Linked DNA regions of Homo sapiens: all the other regions are linked to region 1. Evidence: read pairs that join two places in POLR2A ChIA-PET (ENCODE). Cell type or tissue: MCF 10A. All regions are shown on one strand. Links, peaks and the distances in the headings refer to the core of each region. The heading gives the core; the rest is flanking DNA.

Region 1 (12,031 bases), core at 5,273-7,772:
TTCCAGTACACCTTGATCAAGAGTGGGCTCACTCTGCTCAATGTATGTAAGAACATACATTTGGGATTTTTTGTTTTGTTTGGTTTTTTGAGACAGAATCTTGCTCTGTCACCCAGGCTGGAGTGTTGTGGGAAGTCAGGGACCCCAAACGGAGGGACCGGCTGAAGCCATGACAGAAGAACGTGGATTGTGAAGATTTCATGGACATTTATTAGTTCCCCAAATTAATACTTTTATAATTTCTTATGCCTGTCTTTACTGCAATCTCTAAACATAAATTGTAAAGATTTCAGGCTGGTCGTGGTGGCTCACACCTGTAATCCCAGCACTTTGGGAGGCCGAGACGGGAGGATCACGAGGTCAGAAGATCGAGACCATCCTGGCTAACATGGTGAAACCCTGTCTCTACTAAAAATACAAGAAAATTAGCCAGGCATCGTAGTGGGTGCCTGTAGTCCCAGCTACTCGGGAGGCTGAGGCAGGAGAATGGCGTGAACCTGGGAGGTGAAGGTTGCAGTGAGCTGAGATCCCGCCACTGCATTCCAGCCTGGGCGACTGAGCGAGACTCCATCTCAAAAAAAAAAAATTTCATGGACACTTGTCACTTCCCCAATCAATACCCTTGTGATTTCCTATGCCTGTCTTTACTTTAATCTCTTAATCCTGTCAGCCGAGGAGGATGTATATCGCCTCAGGACCCTGTAATAATTGCATTAATTGCACAAATTGTACAGCATGTGTGTTTGAGCAATACGAAATCTGGGCACCTTGAAAAAAGAACAGGATAACAGCAATGTTTAGGAAAAAAGAGAGATAACCTTAAACTCTGACCACCGGTGAGCCGGGCAGAACAGAGCCATTTTTCTCTTCTTTCAAAAGCAAATGGGAGAAATATCGCTGAATTATTTTTCTCAGCATGGAACATCCCTGGGAAAAAGAATACGCACCTGGAGGTATAGGCTTATAAACAGCCCCCACCCAGGTGCACCTGTCTCTTATGGTTGAGACTGCAGGGGTGAAATAGACCCCAGTCTCCCATAGTGCTCCCAGGCTTATTAGGAAGAGGAAATTCCTGCCTAATAAATTTTGGTCAGACCGGTTGATCTCAAAACCCTGTCTCCTGATAAGATGTTATCAATGACAATGGTGCCCGAAACTTCATTAGCAATTTTAATTTCACCCTGGTCCTGTGGTCCTATGATCTCGCCCTGCCTCCACTTGCCTTGTGATATTCTATTGCCTTGTAAAGTACTTGATGTCTGTGACCCACACCTATTTGCACACTCCCTCCCCTTTTGAAAATCCCTAATAAAAACTTGCTGGTTTTTGCGGCTTGTGGGGCATCATGGACCCTACCGACATGTGATGTCTCCCTTGGATGCCCAGCTTTAAAATTTCTCTCTTTTGTACTCTGTCCCTTTATTTCTCAAGCTGGCCGATGCTTAAGGAAAATAGAAAAGAACCTACGTGAATATCAGGGCAGATTCCCCAATACTGGAGTGCAGTGGCGCGATCTTGGCTCACTGCAACCTCCGCCCTCTGGGTTTAAGTGATTCTTCTGCCTCAGCCTCCTGAGTAGCTGGGACTACAGGCACGCACCACCAAACCTGGCTAATTTTTGCATTTTTAATAGAGACGGGGTTTCACCATTTTGGCCAGGCTGGTCTCGAACTCCTGATCTTGTGATCTACCCACCTTGGCCTCCCTAAGTGCTGGGATTACAGGCGTGAGCCACCATGCCCTGCCAAGAACATACATTTGTAACAGTGCCACCCCTCCCCCTATTCCACATAAGAGTTGTGGTCATGTGACAAATTTTGGATCCTGAAGATCTTGTTAAAATGCAAATTATGATTCAACAGGTCTGGTTCAGGTGATGCATGTGTAGTGAACTGCTGGTGATGCTGATGCTGCTAGTCTGTGGGCCACAATCAGAGTGGCAAGGTTCTTGGGAAAAACTGCTATATATTAAAATAAAATGGGCCAGGCAAGGTGGCTCACAGTGTAATTCCAGCACTTTAGGAGGCTGAGGTGGGAGGATCACTTGAGCCCAGGAGTTCAAGACCAGCCTGGGCAACCTGGTGAGACCTTGTCTCTACAAGTGATTTTTAAAAATCAGCTGGGCACAGTGGCATACACCTACAGTCTCAGCTATTCAGCAGGCTGAGGCAGAAGGATCACTTGAGCCCTGGAAGTCAAGGCTGCAGTAAGCCATGATTGTACCACCACACTCCAGCCTGGTGACAGAGTGAGACCCTGTCTCCAAAATAAATAAATAAATAGATAAATAAATAAATAAATTAATTAATTAAATGAATGGAGCTGAGGGAGTCAGGAGGGACCGTGAGGCAGGGTTAGCTACTCCATCCCTGTTCCTGCATGCCTGAGGGACATTTCCACCATAGCTCGTGCCACACTGTATTAGTTTTCCCATGCCTGTTCCACTAGGCTGGGAGCTCCTTGAAGACAAGGAACCCATCCTGATGGCCCCAAGGGACTGCTGAATTCAATTCAGACACTCAATTCAGGCTATGTGTAAACAAATGAAGAAAGTAATGAATCCATGAATGTATGAAATTCATGTAATGAATGAAATTAAGGGAAATGACTGTTGGTTAGTGTATTAAAGTCTAAATGGGTTCAAACTTCCTGTTTCCGAATTACTGGACTAACTTCATATATTACCAGTATTGAGAGTATTAAGTGCTTTATTGTTTGATATCCAGGCAAGAGAACTATCAGGAAAGATTAATCCTGGACATTCACTTTAGAAAGATAAAGTTTCAAGAGTTCCCTTTACTGTAACACACAAAAGAAAGACCCAGAACTCCCTTTTCTCAAGGGACATCTCCTATCCTGGAGGAACAGTAAGTACAGTTCCCAGCATATCACTAGGACAACATCATTTACAAAACAATCATGCTGGCAGCATACTGTTATAATTAGCATAGATTCTCTTCTAAGGCACATAGAAGCGTTATCTCTCTATGCTAATCACTTTAAAGGTTCTGTAAGCAATATCACTAAAAACGAGCAAAAAAACTCTCATTACTTGTATGACAAAATACAGCAAGTATTCCAACTGAGTTGTCACATCAGTGTCCATTTTTACAATTAACTCATGCTGTGTTTACATGCTTAATCCTACTGCAGGAACAAGTGGAGATTAAGTTTGCCAAGTAAACCACTATAGCAAAGTCTGGTTTTATTGCCAGGAGATAGAAACCTGTTAAACTCAGAAGGACCACTGAAAGTGTTAAGTTTCAATGGACAGCAATAGGAAGCACTTGCCCAAACGTGATCTATTTACATAGCATGCATTCTTCTGATCAGACTCTCAGGTTATTCGATTGGTCAGTTCAGGGCCTGCCTTCCTATGGCTCTTTTGTTGCAAAGTGGGACGTCACATGTAAGGACAGTATAATGTCAACTTCTAAACTTCTCCAGGTACATGTAAAAGTTTAGTTCTACAGCCTAAATATTAAAAAATATGGATGTGGTTAACCGTGGTTCATCTCAATAGAATAATAGGACTCCAATAAATATGAGGCATTCCATTTAAAATAGGGAAACTGTAATTAGGTGTGTTTTAAAATTTAGCTCTGGTTTAATCAAGTCAGCCTAAGCAGTCCAACATATTAGTCTTTGTCAGTAAAGGAATCCATCCACTCTAAACTCTCCCTGGGCTTCTGAAGAACTTTAAAATTGTTCATTAATTAATGCTTTCAGCACTCCTACAGCCTCATTATGCTGTTGTTATTAAGCATTTTATTTTCTTGGTCCCAAGGGTTCCCAAAGCAAATACATGTTCCCCAGCAGACATTTATGTTTTCCTCCAGAAGAGTTGGTTTTCCATTCTTGATCTAAAACAAATGTTAATTAAAACGATGGTTAATATGGCCCACACTTTTCCCAAACATTTTCAAAGTTGGCAGCATTCCATTCTCCTCTTCCTATATTCCAAGAAACTCCAGCAAGTGATTAGTCTTCTTCATAGAGTAAAAATATCTAGACAAAAGCAGTCAAAGAATATTCTGAGTAGCTTCCCAGAAAGATATTCTTAGAAAAGCTCCCTGTTTGGGGCTCTTATACATCAGAGAGCTTCAATTCCTACAAACTTTGTGGAGGTTACTTTAAAGGCCAACTACCTTTTGACTCACAAATCACTTCTGGGAAATTTTCCTAAGGAAAAAGCATAGATTTCCACAAAGCTTGGATGTGAAAGCTTGTGAATGTCTTTATCACAACATTGTTTAATATTTAAATTCAGAAAAACCTAACTTCCCAAAAATCATGGAGTATCCATACTATAGAATTCTATATAGACATATGAAAAGCTTTAATAAAATATTTAAGGATATTAAAATATTTATGATTTAGTATTATACAAATATAAGAAGACAATGAGAATAATTTCTAGAATTATCACAATTTCCTAAAAAATATATATACATATTTGACTGTAAAGAAATAAACTCAGAACTTACTAATAATTATGTCTAGTTTCAGGTGATTTTAATTTCTTTTCTGTACTTTCCTAAATTTTTGTAGTTTTATATGTTCTAAATTAAATATATATTACTTTGTAATTAAAATATAAAATGTTTTACTTATTCCTTTCTCTTAGCAATGTGAATATAGTCTTCCTACATGGGGAATTAATCACTAGATTAGTAGGAAATTAATGAAATTAACAATGGATGAACAAAAAGTTAACTTACCACATACATTTGGCTTTAACTTCTTGTATGTAAATAAATTCCTCCCAGTAGATTCTCTACCAACTACCTCCAGTTTCTATTAGCTGATCCTTGTTTAGAAGCAGTCCACTGATTTTTAGTAAATCAAAATGAAACTCCAAGAAAGACAAGAAGATGAAATGTGAAAAGGAAGCTGGCCTTGGTGCTATGCACAGTGATGGAAACCATGAATATGAATAGATGGAGCATTCGGATAGCAGGATAATAGAAGAGGGAAATGCATTCATTTGACAGCTGCCAACTCCCCCTCCCTGCACTGTCACTTCCCGGCTGCCCACCCCCTTCTCCAGGCCTTGATTCCCAGCCCACAGAAACGCCGTGGTGCGTGTAGCCTCTATGGTGTTCTCACACTCCAAAAGCGCAGAAAATAAAAGGCCACTATGTTGAAAGCTTGTGCCTCATAGAGTAACAACAGTGCTAAAAGTGCTTAAAAATACGTTACTACTTTTCATATCAATCACAGCGTTTTCCAAGCTACTCCCCAACCTACTGTGAGGTACAAGGGTGAGCATTGTTTAATTGGCTTTGGGAGTCGTATGAGCTGTGCGAGACCTTTAATTAGAGGAGCTGGTGGAATAAGCGTGTGATGTGTGTGTTAGGGAGGGGTGGGCTGGTTCTGCCATGGTCTTTGTAATCCCTTTGCAAATGCACCTTTGGACAAACTTAAAAGAAAGTAGAGGAAAGTTAGAAGAACTTGCTTCTTACTAAAAGAAGTTCAAGGTAGCAGTACCCTAGGTTTTGTTCATGTGCCTAATCTCTGAATTCAAATACCACTTAATAATGATGCTTAAACTGTTTATTCTCAATGTCAGAATGTTCTCATCTAGGTCAACAGAGAAAACCCTGATTTGTAGTACTGGGGTCTCATCCCAGAGACTGTTGGTGCTGAGGCACATGCACCATTGAAAGGGGAAAGTTATTCAGTACTAGCAGCAGTTGCTATGTAGAGATAAAGACCTGACATTGCTGGATCTTATGATTCTTTAAGCGTAATTGGAAATCTATTTTTTAGGTGAAATCTGTATTTTTATAGGTTGATAACTTAAAAGAAAAATCAACACTTTCTATGAGCAAACAAAACATCTCTGTGGGCCAAAATAGGCCTGTGGACCTCTGATTCAGGAAGAAGAGGATCTTAACACAAGATTTTTTAAGCACATTTTAAAGTGCACCAAATTTATCTGTATATGCATAAATTATTATCCAATAAATTCAGTAGAAAAGAACCATGAATTTAAATTCTAAACCACCTGACCAATTTATCTGAATCAGCTCCTAAAATCATTTTGGGTCTATTTTCCTCCTTTAATTAAAATAAGAATAATCTACTAAAGTTTTACAATTTAAATATTGACAATTATATTTATTTTTGCATCTCAGAGCCACTGCTGATGTATTTCTTTTATGTATGAAGAGACTGAGGAACAAGGAAAAATCACAGAAAAGCCAGAGGATGAAGCTGGAATGCAAGAGTCCTGTCTCTTTATGATTCAACAATCAAATAAAAACCTTCTCTAAAAAATGACCAAGAAAGCAAGCTTATTAGGTTCATGAACAGAGTCATCACGTAAACAAATTACTTCTATAATAGTCCCAGTAAAATGATCTCAGGTTCTTATTTAAAACTCATGGAAAGGAAATATGTCAGGTTAAGACATCTTTATCTGTTTTTAACAACTGGAATATTAATCATATCTAATTCAATGTATATTTCAAAATGAGTAACTCACATATTCACAGCACTGTCCAAATTAATGAACAGGTCCCATTACCTAGGACTCATACTTTAACATTTACTAATTCGCTTTCCACACTGCCATTTCTCGTTAGAATGGCAACTTCTAGTTTGTGAAGGAAATGAGTCATTCCATGCAACTATCCCACCTTCTGAAGGACAAGTCACAGCAGGAAATGAATGGCTTTTGGTTTTTTTTTCTGCACTAGTACAGAAAAACAATGTATCTAATACTGAAGGATCTGAACTTTGGGACAATCACTTTTTCTAGATATTGTTTGCAACTTTCAGAACATTCTTATAAATTAATGTAAATTAGAATTATAATTTTGCCATTGTGTTATGTTGAAATGAAATCTACAGCTATCACTAAATGTTTATGAATTTTCCATCTACAATCAACCTTTCAATTAGTCTTATACAAAGTCGGTCTCAAGTTAGATTTCTGGTTTTTACATCTAACTTAAATGCATCTTGTGGTTAAATGCTGTGGAAGGTTTGACTAGACCTCAGAACTATCAATAACTTATAAATAATGGTTAAAAATCACCATTAAAGTGTGTATAGCAGAAACCTAGAACTGAAATTCACTTGAATTGAGTCTGGTTCACCTTATTTAGTTTCTTCCTTATTTAGTTTCAAATTCCCTGTGCTGGGTTGGGGGGTGGGGAGAACCCTGTGACTTATAGATATATAAAGTGTCTTGTGAGAAATGCAAAATTCCTTCGTAAAACTACCTTATCATGCTGTCCAAATTATAGAAAGCACAAACAAGTGTCCTCACTTAGACAAAAGGCTACAGTAACCAAAACAGCATAGTACTGATACCAAAACAGAGATATAGACCAATGGAACAGAACAGACGCCTCAGAAATAACACCACAAATCTACAACCATCTGATCTTTGACAAACCTGACAAAAACAAGAAATGGGGAAAGGATTACCTATTTAATAAATGGTACTGGGAAAACTCGCTAGCCGTATGTAGAAAGCTGAAACTGGATCCCTTCCTTACACCTTATACAAAAATTAATTCAAGATGGATTAAAGACTTAAACATTAGACCTAAAACCATAAAAACCCTAGAAGAAAACCTAGGCAATACCATTCGGGACATAGGCATGGGCAAGGACTTCATGACTAAAACACCAAAAGCAATGGCAACAAAAACCAAAACTGTCAAATGGGATCTAATTAAACTAAAGAGCTTCTGCACAGCAAAAGAAACTACCATCAGAGTGAACAGGCAACCTACAGAATGGGAGAAAATTTTTGCAATCTACCCATCTGACAAAGGGTTAATATTCAGAATCTACAAAGAACTTAAACAAATTTACAAGAAAAAAACAAACAACCCCATCAAAAAGTGGGCAAAGGATATGAACAGACACTTCTCAAAAGAAGACATTTATGCGACCAACAAACATATGAAAAAAAAACCTCATCATCACTGGTCATTAGAGAACTGCAAATCAAAACCACAATGAGATACCATCTCACACTAGTTAGAATGACGAACATTAAAAAGTCAGGAAACAACAGATGCTGGAGAGGATGTGGAGAAATAGGAATGCTATTACACTGTTGGTGGGAGTTTAAACTAGTTCAACAATTGTGGAAGACAGTGTGGTGATTCCTCAAGGATCTAGAGCTAGAAATACCATTTTACCCAGCGATCCCATTACTGGGTGTATACCCAAAGGATAATAAATCATGCTACTATAAAGACACATGCACACGTATGTTTATTGCGGCACTATTCACAATAACAAAGACTTGGAACCAACTCAAATGCCCATCAATGATAGACTGGATTAAGAAAATGTGGCACATACATACCATGGAATACTATGCAGCCAAAAAAAGGATGAGTTCATGTCCTTTGCAGGGACATGGAGGAAGCTGGCAACCATCATTCTGAGCAAACTACCACAAGGACAGAAAGCCAAACACTGCATGTTCTCACTCATAGATGGGAACTGAACAATGAAAACACTTGGACACAGGGAGAGGAACATCACACACCAGGGCCTGTCATGGGGTGGGGGGTGGGGGGAAGGATAGCATTGGGATAAATAACTAATGTAAATGATGGGTTGATGGGTGAGGCAAGTGAATCACTTGAACCCAGGAGGTGTAGGTTGCAGTGAGCCAAGATCGCCCCACTGCACCGTAGTCTGGGCGACAGAGTGAGACTCTGTCTCAAAAAAAAAAAAAAAAGTGCTATTTGTGAGATAGGGATCTACATGAGCAATTTAATGTACTTCCAGCAAGGGAAAGTAGGGAATCGAAACTGTTAGGGTAGACTTTTGTTTACTTGACAAAAAAAAGAGAAGTTATTAGGCAAAAGGAATTTTAAATATTACAGTTCAAGTTTTACCTGTGTAGTCCTTGATGCTCTTTCAGGAAAAAAACACTCACTCTCAACAAAAAGGGCAAAGACTAGAATCTGACCCTGTTTGTCCTTCCCTTTTTTTGCCATCAATTTGCCTCTCTTATTTCTTCCATATATACACGATCCTTCTCCCTACAAATGTGACAGATCTCCAGTTTCTAGTCATGATTTGCTAAGCATAGTGCTGCATGCTCTACTTACATACTTCACTGCCTGTTTTCAGATCAAAAGAGACAATGAGCGAATTCTCCATTTCAAAACCACAGCAATCTTTATATCCTCAGGTCCAGCACTTTAGGACCTGGAGTCATTGATCTAGGTCTCCCACACAATATCAAACCAAATAATACTTAATACTAATTCCAAATACCTCTTCCCTATTCATATACTTATTTTAGGATTTAATTTATCTTTCACTCTTTCTGTGAAGTCTAGGGACTGGACAGCTACCTCTTCAACTTGTCATCCTGTACTTAGCATTTTACCTCTGAATAACTCACAAACTACAGTATACCCCAAACCAGATTAAAGGTATGCATTGGATATAGTGTTTAAGCACAAAAACACCCATCAGCCAACTGAGGACTGTTGTGTGAAGACTAATGTCCTGAGATGGCCAAGTACACATCAGGTGTCCCTTTCCTCCCCAGGAACACGGCCAGGGCAGCCATCAGCTAAGGAGACAGAAGCTTTTCTGGCTTCAGAATCTTTCTTAACACAGCCTCTCCAGGCAGCCACTACTGAAGGGTCAGACTTGGTCCTCCAGATGAAAAGCTTTTGTCATGTGGCCTCCAAGCCCTCAATCCACCAGGATGCCCAAACTAAATTCTTACAGATGGGAGTATCTTCAGTCTTTCTAAAGAGAATGTCACAGGAAAGTAGGCAGGAATCTCTTTTTATCCAGGTTTTAGCCTAAGTGTTAAGATCAGCAATTCTAAAACATGGTGTCAGCCCTTTGTGACAAAGTCCTCTATTATCCTGTTCATCTCCCTGCTGAATTCTTAGCAACCTCTCTCAGAGATCTGCAGACCCTTTTTCTTGGGGGAAAGAGGTAGTTTCCCAAAGCTGTAAGTGTTAGTTCAGAGAATGAGAGATGCTGACTTCATTGTTTCCCAATTCAGTGAAGCAGGAGCCGGACTTCAGGCATCTAATTCTCCTCAAATAAAGAGCTAGGGGTGACTAGACTGGAGGAAGAACATGACACACGTGTGAGGTCTAAGAACCAGAAGAAAAAAGGAGGGAAAGGGAAGGACTGGGAGTTGAAAAAATTTCAATTTGCCTTTACATGGTACCTATATTTCACTAGAGGAAAAATTGACCACGAATGTCAAATGTAGTAACTTTTCATTTCAAGTTCTTGTCCTCTCCATCTGCTCCAATTCAGAGCCCAAATGCCCGAAAAGGGCAAGATAAGATAAAGTAACGAGACCATCAACTTCTCGCAAATTAATAAGTTACCATAAATGAAAATCAAAGTGGAGGCGGATCCAGCCCCAACTGGCTGCTGTTCTTTGGGAAGGAGAGGTGGCCACTGTCCTAGAAGGCGGCCCTGCCTTCTCCGTCAGCAGCAGCCTCAGTCAGCTCTCCTGCGCTCCTGTCTCTTCTTCCTGCATACTCTGCCCCAGATTCTGACTTGAACCTTGCTAAAATACTGATTAGCCCTCTGTAAAGTTTGGCTGTCCAGTGGCACCAGAATCATAGAATAATCAGGGTAGTGGACCCTGTAATGTGCCATCAGATTCCTTTAGGACTAGGGCATTTATTCTCCCAGTTGGGAGTGTTAGAGGCTGGCAGCTTTCAGCTGAGGGCCTCTCAAAGAAGCATGCTTAGTTAGAGAGAGCCACCGCCCTGGAGGGAGTTTGCCCTCTTGGGATTGGGCAACCCACAGCCAATGACTGGCTGATGGAGAAACATAAAGGCCTTGCCCCCTTGCCTTAACTCGGGACCACTCTTCAGGCTGTCCCGGCTCCAGAGCCCCCTGTGCATCACAGCCATCTTCTCCCTCTGTTCCGTTCTCCTGCTTTCATTCCCCTGCCAGTCCTTGTGGCCATAAGCAGTCCCTAATGAACCTCCTACTTGCAAATCACAGGGTCTCAGAGTGAGATTCCTGGATAACTGAACTGTGACCATCAGACACAAAGTACAAATAGTGCTTCATCATCTTTTGCTCAACTTTAAATTCATACATTATTTACTGACATCCCTAATGCTTGCATCAGCCACATTTATACGTTGGTATTCAGCAAACACAAGAGGACATGGCTAGGCTGCCTGTCCCCCAGTCCAGTGATAACAATGCTACTGCAGGATTTGCACCATGATTTTAAAAGATGCAGTCCTCATTTTGTGTGGTTCTGATATGCACCCATTTCAGTGAGCACAATTTAAATGACACCCATCCTACAACAACCCTGTTCAAATTTCAGTTACCACAAGATATTATAGTAGTAACTGAATGAAGTATGCTCTTCAGCCCACACTACAAAAATGACAGATGCATAGCACAACCAGTGGCCAATCACATCACTTCTTTCAAAGACTGTCAGTGACTGGCCTGGTCACTGCACATCTGAGCAGTAGAGTGATACTTGGCCCTGGGGCTTGGGGAGATAAAGGAAGGACAGCAAGAAAGCAGGGCACACTAGCCAGAGGGTGGTTATGGATGACCTCCTTGACTATCAGAGTCCTGAACAGGAGCAGGGCCTTAGAAGGGGTCTGGAAGCATGTCAATCCATCCACATTCAAGCACAGGAAAAGTGGGACCAATATCAAACCTCATTATTCATTTCCCACCCCTACTGTAACACATTACCACAAACTTAGTGGCTTCAAACATCATAAGGTGATTTTACAGTTTGGAGGTCAGGAGTCTAAAATGGGTGGCAAGGCTGTGTTACTGCTGGAGGTTCTCAGGGAGAATCCACTTCCTTGCCTTTTCTAGCTTCTGGAGGCTGCCTGCATTCCTTGACTTGTGGCCCCACATCACTCTGACCTCTGCTTCTGTCATTGCATCTCCTCAGACTCTCGCTTGCCTGCCTCCTTCTCATAAGGACCCTGTGGCTACACTTGGCCCACCCTGATAATCCAGAACAATCACCCATCTCAATATCTTTAGTGTAATCGCATACACAAAATTTCTT
Region 2 (12,031 bases), core at 4,889-7,388, 480 kb before region 1:
CTCCTGACCTTGTGATCCACCCGCCTTGGCCTCCCAAAGTGCTGAGATTACAGGCGTGAGCTATCACGCCCAGCCCAGATTTCTTTTATTTATTTGTTTAGGACTTGTTCTTCAAGAAAATACCTGTCAGATAGTGGTCAATCAACTAGTATTTTTTGAATACTTTATGTTCACTGCTGTACAACGTATTAGGTCATGCTTATTCAGTTCACAAGAGTGGAAAAAATCAGGTGAAGGATTAACATGAGCTTAAGTCTTCCAGAACAATTTTATCAAGATGAAATTCAAACAAATCTATAGGATTGTTAGGCAAAAAGGAGACGATACTATGAAAAAGGATAGCATAAAATATCTGCATTTCTTCTATGTCTTTTTAGCATGGCTTTTTTTAATCTTATCTGATGCCTAATCTGTTACTTGAACTGTATATATAATCCATTGCTTATGGACTTTGAAAAATTATCTCGTCTACTCGTTCCTTTTTTGGAGGTTCCTTCTTTCATACTTTTAGAAGAGAAGAGGTTGGCCAGGCACAGTGGCTCACACCTGTAATCCCAGCACTTTGGGAGGCTGAGATGGGCGGATCACGAGGTCAGGAGTTTTGAGACCAGCATGGCCAACATGGTGAAACCCCATCTCTACTAAAAATACAAAAATTAGCTGGGCGTGGTGGCAGGCGCCTATAATCCCAGCTACTTGGGAGGCTGAGGCAGGAGAATCGCTTGAACCTGGGAGGCGGAGTTTGCAGTGAGCCAAGATCGCACCACTGCACTCCAGCCTGGGTGAAAGAGCGAAATTCCATCTCAAAAAAGAAAAAAAAATGAGGTCTTCCCTTCTAAGAATTTTATTTTGTTCAAGTTGTAGGTCCGGTTTCAAATGTCACTGTTAACTCTTATGTCTTTGTTAACTTTGAAAAGTTATTTACATGTCAGATCCTTAGTTTTCTCATCTGTAAAATAGAGATGATAGTACTATCTTGTAGAGTATCACTTTGGATAGTAGAGATAGCATATAAATAACATGTAGTATAGTGCCTGGCACAGAACAGATGCTCAGTAAACAAGAGTCTCAAATGTCATTTTAATCATCACCAACACCATTCCTACCTTTTTTTTGGTGTTGTTAGCTAATAACATTTTTGTCACATCCTTATTTTTTTCTTTGTGAAAGGTGGGATAGTGGTGAGTACACAGTAACTGTTATTTCATGTGTTCATTTCCTAGTGCTGCTATAATAGAATATCACAAACTGGGTGGCTTAAAAGAAACACAAATTTTCTCACAGTTCCAGAGCCTGGAAGTCTGAAATCACGGTGTCAGCAGAGCCATGCTTCCTCTGAGACTCTAGACAGAATCTTGCTCTGCTTCTTCCTAGCTTCTAGTGGTATCCATTAGCTCTTGATATTGCTTGACTTGCAGCTGCATCACTCCAGTCTTTGCCTGAGTCATAACATGGTATTCTCCCTGTGTGTCTCTGTTGTGTCTGTACTCTTCTTATAAAGGGCACCATCATATTGGATTAGGGCCCACCCCTAATGACCATATCTTAACTTGACTAAATATGCAAAGAGCTTATTTCCAAATAAAGGTCAAATTGACAGGTTTATGATGTTAAGACTCCAGCTTACCTTTTTGAGCAGACACAATTCAACCCACAAAATTGTGGGAAAATATATGTTATGACCTATTTAGGGAAAAATATCTTCTCTCCAAAGATCACTTCTATGGACTTTGAATCAGACATTGTGTTTAAAGTTGTACATATGTTTTGACATTGTCTTTATCCTCCCATTGGTAGAGTTGTCCTATACTTATTCAGGTCTTATATGTAGAAAATAAAATAAACTAAGGCTATCAACTTCTTGTGAATCTTAGACTGAAAATAGCAGGATTTATTTTTATTCTTCCAATTTAGGAATGTGCTTTGTAGCATTATTGAGTACTAATGATATTTGCTGTCTGTATTTAAAGATGCTAGTAGTTTAAATTTACCCCCATTCTTATAAACTGAAACCTATTTTAGAATAATTATTGATAAAATACTAATTAAAACTTTCCCTTCTTATTTTCCTTTAGGAAATAGCTCACTCCCAGGTGAAACAGGAGGCGGTATTGCTGCATGAAAAACTTTATGAGTTGGAGTCCCATCGAGATCAAATGATTGCAGAAGACAAAAGCATAGGATCTCCAATGGAAGAGAGAGAGAAATTACTTAAGCAGGTGGGCAAAACAAACATACTTATTTTAAGATGTCTGGTTTTGGTACATGTATTGATTTGTTTTTTTTAAAGGGATATTAATGCAAGTAGTAAAGCTAGTAAGTGTATTGTCTAAAAATAGTTTATGTGAAGAAATGACTTTTTAATCTAGATTTTCTTCCTCTTTTATTATTATTATTATTATTATTTTTGATGTAGGATCTTGCTCTGTAACCCAGGCTGGAGCACAGTGGTGCAATCATAGCTCACTGTAGCCCTGAGCTGCTGGCCTCAAGTGATCCTCCACCTCAGCCTCCCGAGTAGCTGGGACTGCAGGCATGTGCCAACACACCAATTTTTTATTTTTATTTTTTGTAGAGATAGGGTTTTACTGTGTTGCCTGGGCTGGTCTCCAGCTCCTGGCCTCAAGCAGTCCTCCCATTTCAGCCTCTCCAAGTGTTGGGACTATAGGCACCCAGCCTAGATTTTCTTAATCAAGTATTTCATAGTAACTTAGGTGAAGCTAACTTTTCCTTATTAGGAATACTTGAAACTCTTCTTTATTGGTCATTAAATATTTAGATAATCTTTTTGAAGATATGTTTCATTATTGTTTTGGGCCTTGTATTTAGAAAATGGAGTATCCCAAGGCTAATGACTTTTTGTGGTTGTTATTATCAGTGCCTCCATGAAGAGAATGGAATTAAAATGTCCTGTGAAATTATCGTATGTCCTAAAGTCATGACACATGTAACATGTATTTAGTAGCTTTCTTACTACCCCAGGGGTGGATTTAGTTTAGCTCCAAATTATAATTAGCATGTTGTTTATCCTGACACATCCTAACTATAAGGGCCTTAGGAGAACTTCATATGTATATGGGCACAGCTCCAGTCAGGGACTCCTTTGCCCTTAGACTTAGATCAAGCCCAGTGCATTTAGAAGAAATGTAGGTATCAATTCAGGGACTATTTAATTATTAGAATCATTTCAAAAAGGTATTAAATCTAGAACCTGTGTAGTTCCTTGGAGAGAAATCATTGAAAGATGGGGAGGAGTGATCTTGAGGTACGCCTACCACATAAAATATAGAATGGCTGCTTAAATTTGAATTTCAGATAAGCAATAAATAATCTTTCAGATATATATATGTATATGGAAAAATTATTTATTGCTTGTCAATGATATGGATATTCCAAATATTACATGGTACATATATCCTCTCAAAGGTATTCACTATTTATCTGAAATTCAGATTTAACTGGGCTTGCTCAATCTAGCAACCCTACCTTGTGGGAAACTGAGGGGAATCTCAGAAATCCTAGATGTTTATATCAACTTATCCAGGCCTGAAGATGAGCTATCCTCATGGTGCCTGGAGGGTAGCTGTGAGTATATCAGTTACTACCCTTACTTTGAGGAAAAAGGATGGAATCTGTGAATGGTTCCTTGGTGCTGTTCCCTTTAACTTCAAAGGTTGAAATCTAAAAAATAGATTTCAAGAAAGAGAGTAGATTTGACACTTTAGTACAATTGTACTCTAGAAGGAAATTATCTTTAAGATAGCCTTACAATGAGTTATTTTTTTAAATACTACTTTCTTTTTATGCCTTTGTAGATTAAAGATGATAATCAGGAAATAGCCAGCATGGAAAGACAGTAAGTATCTTTATACTAGGACATTTTACATCCATTTCTCACTTTAAAAATTACATTCTAAAGGTACAGGAGTGGCTTTCATTCTTTCAATTTTACTTATAGCTTTAAATATTTCTTTGAGTGTTTAAGAGCCATTGCATAGTATAATTTTTTTATAAGTATCTTTATTAAGATATACTTTATACCATATAATAGACATATTTAATGTAAACAATTTAAAACATTTTAGTATATTCACAGAAGTGTGCAGCCATCACCTAGATCACCTTTATTTTTCAATTTTTATTTATTTTTATCTTTTTGAGACCAGGTCTCATTCTGCTGCCCAGACTGGAGTGCAAGTGGCATGATATAGCTCACTGTAACCTCAAACTCCTGGGCTCAAACCTCCCAAGTAGCCAGGACTACAGGCACACACCACCATATCTGGCTAATTTATTTTTATTTTTAGTAGAGTCGAGATCTTGCTATGTGGCCCAGGCTAGTCTCCAGCTCCTAGCCTCAAGTGATCCTCCCATCTCAGCTTCCCAAAGAGCTGGGATTAAAGATGTGAGCCAGTATGCCATGCCCCCAGTCAATTTTAGAACTATTCAGTCAGCCCAATAAAACCCTGCACCCTTTAACCATCACCTCCCTTATCCCTCTCCCAGCTCTAGCCATGCCCATTCTGGACATTTCATATATATGGAATCATTCAATATGTGCTTCTGTGTGTCAGGATGCTTTCACTTAGCACAGTGAGCCTTGCTTTCTCGAAGATCAGCTGACTATTGGTATTTGGCTTTATTTCTGGGTTCTCTGTTCTGTTCCAAGGCTCATAGGTGAGCCTTGAAAACTAAGACAAATGGAATATTATTTGGAAATAAAAATTAATAAAATACTAAGCATGTATTAGTTTTTATTAATACTAATACATGCTTAGTATTTTATTAATTTTTATTTCCAAATAGTATTCCATTGTATGGATATACCATATTTTATTTATTTATCAATTAATGGATGTATGGGCTGTTACCATTTTTTTATTATCATGAGTCATGCTCCTATAAACATCCATGTACAAGTTTTTGTGTGGGCATATGTTTTCACTTCTCTTGTATATATACCTAGGAGTGGAATTGCTGACTCATGACTATGTTTAACTTTTTGAAGAACTACCAGACTGTTTTCCAAAACAGCTTTACCATTTTACATTTCATTTATTTGTATTTGAATACATTTATTTGAAATTTGTAAAACAATCATTTTACTACCAGTCACCAGAAAGCATACCAATTGTTTTAATTTAATTTTTTTTTTTTTTTCTGATACAGAGTCCCAGTTTGTCGCCCAGGCTGGAATGCAGTGGTGCAATCTTGGCTCACTGCAACCTCCACATCCTGGGTTCAAGGGATTCTCATGCCTCAGCCTCCCGAGTAGCTGGGACTACAGGCACACAGCACCATACCCGGCTAAGATTGTTTTAATTTTAATCAACTAAGTTGTAAATTAATAAGTAGTCAACAATGACGAAATTGCCTTTTAATGTCTCTCATATTCTATTGTAATGTTTTTGTTGCTGATTACAACTTATGAAATTAAATTTTGGAATCACAGTCTCTAGTATCAGCTGAATTGCAGCCCGTGTCAAGTGTTTTGCAATACTGGCTAAGGTACTAAGAAACTAATTTTTTTTTTCTGTTTTTTGTAACTGTAAGCAAATTTCTATATTCTTATGGCTAAGAGAATATTTTTTTCTTTTAGGAACATTTAAAGCAGCTTTATTTTATCTTTTTTATTTCTTTTTTTTTTTTTTCTTTTTTTTTGAGACAGAGTCTCCCTCTGTTGCCCAGGCTGGGGTGCAGCAGCCCAATCTCGGCTCACTGCAAGCTCCTCCTCCCAGGTTCATGCCATTCTCCTGCCTCAGCCTCCCCAGTAGCTGGGACTACAGGCGCCCGCCACTGCGCCTGGCTAATTTTTTGTATTTTTAGTAGAGACGGGGTTTCACTGTGTTAGCCAGGATGGTCTCGATCTCCTGACCTCGTGATCTGCCCGCCTCGGCCTCCCAAAGTGCTGGGTTTACAGGCGTGACCTACCGCGCCTGGCCTATCTTTTTTACTTCAGTAGTTTTTGGGGAACAGGTGGTATTTGGTTACATGGATAATTTCTTGAGTGGTGATTTCTGAGATTTTGATGCATCCATCAACCAAGCAGTGTCCACTCTACCCACTGTGTAGTGTTTTATCCCTCACCCACCTCTCACTCTTCCCACCAAGTCCCCGGAGTCCATTGTATCATTCTTATGCCTTTACGTCCTCATAGCTTAGCTCCCACTTATAAATGAGAACATACAATGTTTGGTTTTCCATTCCTGAGTTTCTTCACTTAGAATAACTGTCTCCAACTCTGTCTAGGTTGCTGTGAATGCCATTATTTTGTTCCTTTTTATGGCTGAGTAGAATAAACATATATATATGTATGTATATGTATAAATATATATGTATGTATATGTATAAATATATACGCACACACACATACATACCACATTTTCTTTATTCACTTGTTGATTGTTGGCTTTTTGGCTGTTTCCATATTTTTCCAGTTGCAAATTGTACTGCTGTCAACATGCGTGTGCAAGTGTCTTTTCATATAATGACTTCTATTTCCTCTGGATAGATACCTCGTAGTGGGATCGCTAGATCAAATGGTAGACCTACTTTTAGTTCTTTAAGGAATCTCCATACTGTTTTCCATAGTGGTTGTACTACTTTATATTTCCACAAGCAGTGTAAAAGTGTTCCCTTTTCACCACATCCACACCAACATCTATTTTTAAAAATTTTTTAATTATGGCCATTCTTGCAGGAGTAAGGTGGTATTGCATTGTGGTTTTGATTTGCATTTCCCTGATAATGATGTTGAGCATCATTTCCTATGATTGTTGACCATTTGTATATCTTCTTTTGAGAGTCATCTATTCATGTCCTTAGCCCACTTTTCACTTTTTTATGGGATTTTTTTTTCTTGCTGATTTGTTTGAACTTGTTGTAGATTCTAGATATTAGCCCTTTGTCAGATGCACAGTTTAGGAAAGTTTTCTCCAACTCTGTGGGTTGTCTATTAACTCTGCTGATTCTTTTGTGGTGCAGAAGTTTTTTAGTTTAATTAAGTCCCATCTATTTATCTTTGTTTTTGTTGCATTTGCTTTTAGGTTCTTTCAGTTCATGAAGTCTTTGCTTATGCCGATGTCTAGAAGAGTTTTTCTGATGTTATCTTCTAGAATTTGTATGGGTTTAGGTCTTAGATTTAAGTCTCTGATTCACCTTGAATTGATTTTTGTATAAGATGAGAGATGAGGATCCAGTTTCATTCTCCTACTTGTGGCTTGCCAATTATCCCAGCACCATTTGTTGAATAGGGTGTCCTTTCCCCACCTTATGTTTTTTTTGCTTTTTCGAAGATCAGCTGACTGTCAGTATTTGGTTTTATTTCTGGGTTCTCTATTCTGTGCCATTGGTCCATGTACATGTTTTTATGCCAATACAATACTGTTTTGGTGACCTCATAGTCCTTATAGTGTAGTTTGAAGTTGGTTAATGTGATGTCTCCAGCTTTGTTCTTTTTGCTTAGTCTTGCTTTGGCTATGCAGGCTCGCTTTGGGTTCCATATGAATTTTGGATTTTTTTTTCTAGTTCTGTGAAGAATGATGATGGTGAAATGGGAATTGCATTGAACTTGTAGATTGCTTTTGGCAGTATGGTCATTTTCACAATATTGATTCTAGCCATCCATGAGCATGGAATATGTTTCCATTTGTTTTTGTCATCTATGATTTCTTTCGGCAGTGTTTTGTAGTTTTCCTTGTAGAGGTCTTTCACCTTTTGGGTTAGGCATATTCCCAAGTATTGTATTGTATTATATTTTGTTTTATTTTATTTTATTTTCACAGCTGTTGTGAAAGGAGTTGAGTTCTTGATTTCTTTTTTTTTTTTTTGAGACAGCGTCTTGCTCTGTCGCCCAGGCTGGTGTGTAGTGGCGCAATCTTGGCTCACTGCAACCTCCGCCTCCCGGGTTCAAGCAATTCTTCTGCCTCAGCCTCCCGAGTAGCTGGGACTAAAGGCACGTGCCACCACACCGGCTACTTTTTTGTATTTTTAGTAGAGACGGGGTTTCACTGTGTTAGCCAGGATGGTCTTGACCTGACCTTGTGATCTGCCTACCTCGGCCTCCCAAAGTGCTGGGATTACAGGCATGAGCCACCGCGCCCGACCGAGTTCTTGATTTCTTTTCAGCTTGGTTGCTGTTGGTATATAGCGGTGCTACTGATTTGTGTACATTGATTTTGTGTCCTGAAACTACTGAATTTATTTATAAGATCTAGGAGTTTTCTGGTTGAGTCTTCAGGGTTTCCTAGTTATATGATCATATCAAGAGCAGACAGTGACAGTTTGACTTCCTCTTTACTGATGTAGATGCCCTTTATTCATTTCTTTTTTCTGATTGCTCTAGCTAGGACTTCTAGTGCTGTGTTGAATAGAAGTGGTGAGAGTGGGCATCCTTGTCTTGTTCCAGTTCTTAGGGGGAATGCTTTCAACTTTCCCCTGTTCAGTATAATGTTGGCTGTGGGTTTGTCATAGATAGCTTTTATTACCTTAAGATATGTCTCTTCTGTGCTGATTTTGCTGAGGGTTTTAATCATAAAAGGATGCTGGATTTTGTCAAATGCTTTTTCTGCATCTATTGAGATGATCATATGAGTTTTGTTTTTAATTCCGTTTATGTGGTGTATCACGTTTATTGACTTGTGTATGTTCACTCATCCCTGCATCTCTGCTATAAAACCCACTTGATCATGGAGGATCTTTTTGATATGCTGCTGGATTTGGTTGGCTAATTTTTTTTTGAGGATTTTTGCCTCTAAGTTCATTAGGGATGTTGGTCCATAGTTTTCTTTTTTTTGTTATGTTCATTCCTGGTTTTGGTATTAGGGTGATACTGGCTTCATAGAATGATTTAAGGAAGATTCCCTCTTTCTCTATCTTTTGGAATAGTTTCAGTAAGATCAGCAGCAGAGGCTGCCATCTCCCCCATTGAACATAACTTCTTTGGCCTGAAACCACCCCTTCCATCACCCACATTGGCCATAGCCAGCCCCATACAAGAGGAGTCTGAGCTGAGACACGCCTAACCCTGCCCCGACCTGATGGTCTTTCTCTACCCGCCTCGTAGCCAAAGACAAAAGACATAAACTTGTGGCAGGCCTATGGCCTCACCAATCACCTGAGAAACCCAAATATTTATTCAGGTGACCTTAGGGCAAGCTTGTATCCCCCCATACTACTGCAGCTGATGCCCTCTTGAAAGTGCCACCTCCTAGCTGGAGGCCAACCAACACAAACCATTACAGCAATTCATAACAGAACAATCCTGCTCCAAGGGAAGGAGAAAACAACAGCTAATTCCACTGCCTGTAACATCCACACTAACCAGAGGCCCTGACTCTGTTCACATGACAGCTTCACTGCCAGCATAACCAGCATTCAAGAAAACCAGTGCACGAAACAAAACTACAACCAAGAACTCTCACAGAATCCACTTCACTCTTCAGCTACCTCCACCAGAGCAGGTGCTGGTATCCACAGCTGAGACCCTAAAGACAGATCACTTCGCAGGACTCTTCGCAGACCCTCCCAAGTACAAGCCCAGAGCCCGGTAGCTCTGGTGGGTGGCTAGACCCAGAACAGCAATAACAATCACTGCAGTCTGGCTCTCAGGAAGCCCCATCTCTAGGGAAAGGGAGAGAGCACCACATCAAGGGATCACCTCATGGGACAAACGAATCTGAACAGCAGTCCTTGAGTCTCAGATCTTTCTTCTGTCATAGTCTACCCAAATGAGAAGGAACCAGTAAAACAATTCTGGTAATATGAGAAGACAAGGTTCTGTAACATCCCCAGAAGATCACACTAGTACCAGCAGTGGATCCAAACCAAGAAGAAATCTCTGAATTGACAGAAAAAGAATTCAGAAGGTCAGTTATTAAGTTACTGAAGGAGCCAGCAGAGAAAGGTGAAAACCAACTTAAAGAAATTTAAAATACAGGATATGGATGAAAAAAATCTCCAGAGAAATATGTAGCATAAATAAAAAAACAGTCACAACTTCTGGAAATGAAAGACACACTTTGAGAAATGCAAAATACATTGGAAAGTTTCAACGATAGAATCAAACAAGCAGAAGAAAGAACTTCAGAGCTCTAAGACAAGGCTTTCAGAATAACCCAATCCAACAAAGACCAAAAAAGAATTAAAAAAAAAAAAAAGCACAAAGGCTCCAAACAGTTTGAGATTCTGTTAAATGGCCAAACCTAAGAATAATGGGTGTTCCTGAGGAAGAAGACAAACCTGTAAGTTTGGAAAATGTATTTGAGGGAATAATCAAGGAAAACTTCCCTGGCCTTGCTAGAGATGTAGACATCCAAATATAAGAATGTCATGGCTGAGCACGGTGGCTCACACCTGTAATCCCAGCACTTTGGGAGGCCGAGGTGGGCGGAACATGAGGTCAGGAGTTCAAGAGCAGCCTGGCCAATAAGGTAAAACCTTGTCTCTACTAAAAATACAAAAATCCGCTGGGCATGGTGGCACGCACCTGTAGTCCCAGCAACTTGGGAGGCTAAGGCAGAAAAATCACTTGAACCTGGGAGGTGGAGGTTGCAGTGAGCTAAGATCATGCCACTGCATTCCATCCTGGGTGACAGAGTGAGACTCCATCTCCAAAAAAAAAAAAAAAAAAAAGAAAAGAAAAGAAAGAATGTCAAAGATTACAACTGGGAAATGCATCACAAAAAGATCATCACTTAGGCATAGTCATAAGATTATCTAAAGTCAAGACAGAGGAAAGAATCTTAAGAGCTATGAGGCAAAAGCATCAGGTAACCTATAAAGGAAAACCTATCAGATCAATAGCAGATTTCTTAGCAGAAACCCTACAAGCTAGAAGGAATTGGAGTCCTACCTTTAGACTCCTTAAAATAATTATCAGCCAAGAATTTTGTATCCATTGAAACTAAGCTTCATAAATGAAGCAAAGATAAAGTCATTTTCAGAGAAATGCTGAGAGAATTCACCACTACCAAGGCAGCACTACAAGAGCAGTTAAAGGGAGTTCTAAATCTTGAAACAAAACCTCAAAATACACCAAAGTAGAAACTCCTTAAATCATAAATCTCACAGGGCCTATAAAACAACACAATGGAAATGAAAAACTAAGGTATTCAGGCAATAACTAGCACAATGAATAGAACAATACCACATATCTCAATACTAACATTGAATATAAACAGCCCAAATGCTCCACTTAAATATACAGAATAACGGAATGGATAAGAATTCACCAACCAAGTATCTCCCATCTTCAAGTGACTCACCTAATGCATAAGGTCTCACATAAACTTAAGGTAAAAGGGTGGAAAAAGTTATTCCATGCAAATGGTCCCAAAAGCAAGTAGGAGTAGCTATTCTTATATTAGACAAAACAGACTTTAACAACAATTGAAAAAGACAAAGAAGGACATTATGTAATGATAAAAGGACTAATCAAACAGGAAAATATCACAGTACTAAATCTATATGCACCTAACACTAGAGCTCCCAAATGTAAAAAACAATTACCACTAGACCTAACAAATGAGATAGACAGCAATACAATTAATAGTGGGGGACTTCAATACTCCATTGACAGCACTAGACGGGTCAGAAAGTCAACAAAGAAACAATGGATTTAAATTATACCCTAGAACAAATGGACTCAACAGATATTTATAGAACATTCTACCCAACAACTGCAGAATATACATTCTGTTCATCAGCACATGGGACGTCCTGCAAGACAGACCATATGATAGGCCACAAAACAAGTCTCAATAAATTTAAGAAAATCAAAATTATATCAAGTATTCTCAGACCACAGTGGAATAAAACTGGAAATCAACTCCAAAAGGAACCTTAAAAACCATGCAGATACATGGAAATTAAATAATTTGCTCCTGAATGATCTTTAGGTCAACAATGAAATCAAGATGGAAATTTAAAAATTCTTTGAACTGAACAATAATAATGACACAACCTATTAAAACCTCTGGGATACAGCAAAAGCAGTGCCTAGAGGAACATTCAGAGCATTAAGTGCCTACAT
Region 3 (2,500 bases), core at 1-2,500, 56 kb after region 1:
CACTTATACACTGCTGGCGGGACTGTAAATTAGTTTAGCTATTATGAAAAGCAGTTTGAAGATTTCTCAAATAACTGAAAATAGAACTACCATTCACCCTAGCAACCCCATTATTCTATATGTACCTAAAGGAATACAAATTTTTCTACCATAAAGACACATGCATGTGTATGTTCATCACAGCACTATTCATGATAACAAAGACAGGGAATCAACCTAAATGCCTATCAATGGTAGACTGGATAAAGAAAATGTGATACATATACACCATGGAATACTATGCAGCCATAAAAACCAGATGGAGCTAGAGGTCATTATCCTAAGTGAACTAATCCAGGAACAGAAAACCAACTACCGCATGTTCTCACTTCTAAGTGGGAGCTAAACACTGAGTATACATGGACACAAAGAAGGAAACAGCAACACCAGGGCCTACTTGAGGGTGGGAGAAGGGTGAGGATCAAAAAACTACCTATTGGGTACTATGCTTATTACCTGGGTAATGAAATCACCTGTACACCAAACCCTCATGACACGCAATTTACCTGTATAACACACCTGCACATGTACACATGAACCTAAAATAAAAGTCAAAAAAAAAATTCCAGTGACCAATTTTTCATGTATTGGCAGTGACTGGAATTATTTTAAAAAGTTAAAATTAAAAATAACAAACATAATTAACATGTAAAAACATATACTTAAAAGTAAAATGACTCTGTGACAATAGACTTAACACACAATCTAGTGGCTGAAAATACTATTTTTTGGACAATTTTATGTTTAGAAAATTTAGAGCTGGATGCAAAATTTAAAAATTCAGGATATTATTTTGTCATGATCAGCAAAATGAGAATAGCTGTCTAACTGTAGTTTGTCAAATCAGCAAAACAAACATAGCTGGCTAAAAATGATTAAGAAATGTTAAAATACACATACATCCTCTAAAAAACAAAACAAAAATACCAAATGGTTGCAAACCCATTCTGCAGTTCACTAAATTTCCTCAAAAAAGCTCCCAAGTAACCAATCAAAAAACGGAAAAAATACTAAGCACTTTAGGAAAAAAGAAAATGTTTCAAGGCACAGATTAATTAGAAAACTTCTACATGTCTACTAAAATTTACCAATATATAAAAACTTACTGACATGTAATTTCAGTTGGACCAATTCATTTTCTAAAACATTCCCCTACTACTTTCTCAAGAACCAATAAAAACTCTGGAGAACTAGGAAAAAATGGGTCCTATATTAAGTCATCTTTCTGCACCTTGAGATGTATAAGGCTGGGGGTCCCTTGAACAAGATATTCCTATTCTATGCTTTTGGTTAACACTTACTGTGTAATTACTGGTGCTCCACAGGTCTGTTACCTAAGCTCAAACTGATTCTGTAGATACATAGGTCAGGCTTATTTGCCCCAATTTTTCTATTGCCTTACACACTTAGACCTGGGTTATTACAGTTAACACTTACTGTTACCTTCTATGTGCCAGGCATTATTGCAAGCATTTTTTTTTTTTTTTTTTTAAATAAGACAGAGTCTCGGTGTTCCCCAGGCTGGAGTACACTGGCACATCATAACTCCCTGTAACCTCAAACTCCTGGGCTCAAAAGATCCTCCTGCCTCAGCTTTCGGAATAGCTAGGATTACAGGCACACAGAAACACATTCCAATAATTCTTTTTTATTTTTTGTAGAGATGGGGTTTCACTATGTTGCCCAGGCTGGTCTGGAACTCCTGGCCTCAAGTGATCCGCCTGCCTTGCACTCCCAAAGCTCTGTTCTTACAGGCATGAGCTACTGTGCCTTTTTTCAACTGATAAAAGAGAAACACAAAAGTATACTATAATTCTTTTCCTGATTTCAGAACATCTTTTAAGTGTTTACTTAGGGTTTTAGGATTATAGATTTATCATCATCATTTTTTTTTTCAAGTTGGGTCCATGCTCAACAATTAATTATCATTACTTTTCCTTTTGAATTTACTGTTCAGGCTTTTTTTTTTAAAAAAAAATAAGAAGTGAATAACAATATAAAATGCAAAGTAAAAAAATGTTCCATTAATATATTTTAACAGTTTTGCTGTATTTTATATTCATATGTCAAGAAAAAAAAGACTTAGAATTACTTCTTTGGTTTTGTTAATAAGTCCATTCAATAACTGTTACATAATAGACTATACACAATGTAGGGGCTGGGGCTGGGGCTGTCTGGTTGGCCACTATTAAGCCCGGTACCTAGAACAGTGCCTAGGAGCTCAATATATATTTATTAAACAAATAGTTAAATATTTACTTTAAGGGTTAATCTTACCTATTTTAGGGTAAACACAATTGTATGGAAAAAGAAGAACATTTAAGAAAAAAATGCTTGATTAAATGTTTCTTCAAGCATAATTCTGCTGGTAATATTTCTTTCTTTTTAAATGCAACTTCTGTTTTGTTTTTATTCGTAAAAGACACAATTTCATATTGCTTGACTACAGTACCAGCAGGCA

Evidence for each region. ChIA-PET counts read pairs that join two places held together with the same protein. Peaks named below come from ENCODE experiments on the same cell type or tissue, not always from the same donor. Only the 100,000 strongest peaks of a DNase experiment are listed, where the experiment ranks them.
Region 2: POLR2A ChIA-PET joins it to region 1 with 5 read pairs; 2 of 35 experiments call an interaction of 5 or more read pairs at or near these places.
Region 3: POLR2A ChIA-PET joins it to region 1 with 5 read pairs; 4 of 35 experiments call an interaction of 5 or more read pairs at or near these places.

The regions. Positions count from the first base shown.
Region 1 is chr9:27,493,067-27,505,097 of GRCh38, forward strand. All of the region lies in intron 1 of MOB3B (MOB kinase activator 3B), which reads right to left. Among named protein-coding and RNA genes, the nearest start is that of IFNK, 25 kb to the right of the region's middle. RefSeq lists an enhancer at 1,623-2,328. In MCF 10A, for the core only: no CTCF peak of the experiment used is centred there; a DNase peak (open chromatin) is centred at 6,625.
Region 2 is chr9:27,014,832-27,026,862 of GRCh38, forward strand. IFT74 (intraflagellar transport 74) reads left to right here. Exons shown (of 20, transcript NM_025103.4): 11 at 2,076-2,219; 12 at 3,816-3,856. Among named protein-coding and RNA genes, the nearest start is that of LRRC19, 15 kb to the left of the region's middle. In MCF 10A, for the core only: a CTCF peak has its summit at 5,697; no DNase peak of the experiment used is centred there.
Region 3 is chr9:27,554,048-27,556,547 of GRCh38, forward strand. The region is part of intron 8 of C9orf72 (C9orf72-SMCR8 complex subunit); the gene reads right to left. Among named protein-coding and RNA genes, the nearest start is that of C9orf72, 18 kb to the right of the region's middle. In MCF 10A, for the core only: no CTCF peak of the experiment used is centred there; no DNase peak of the experiment used is centred there.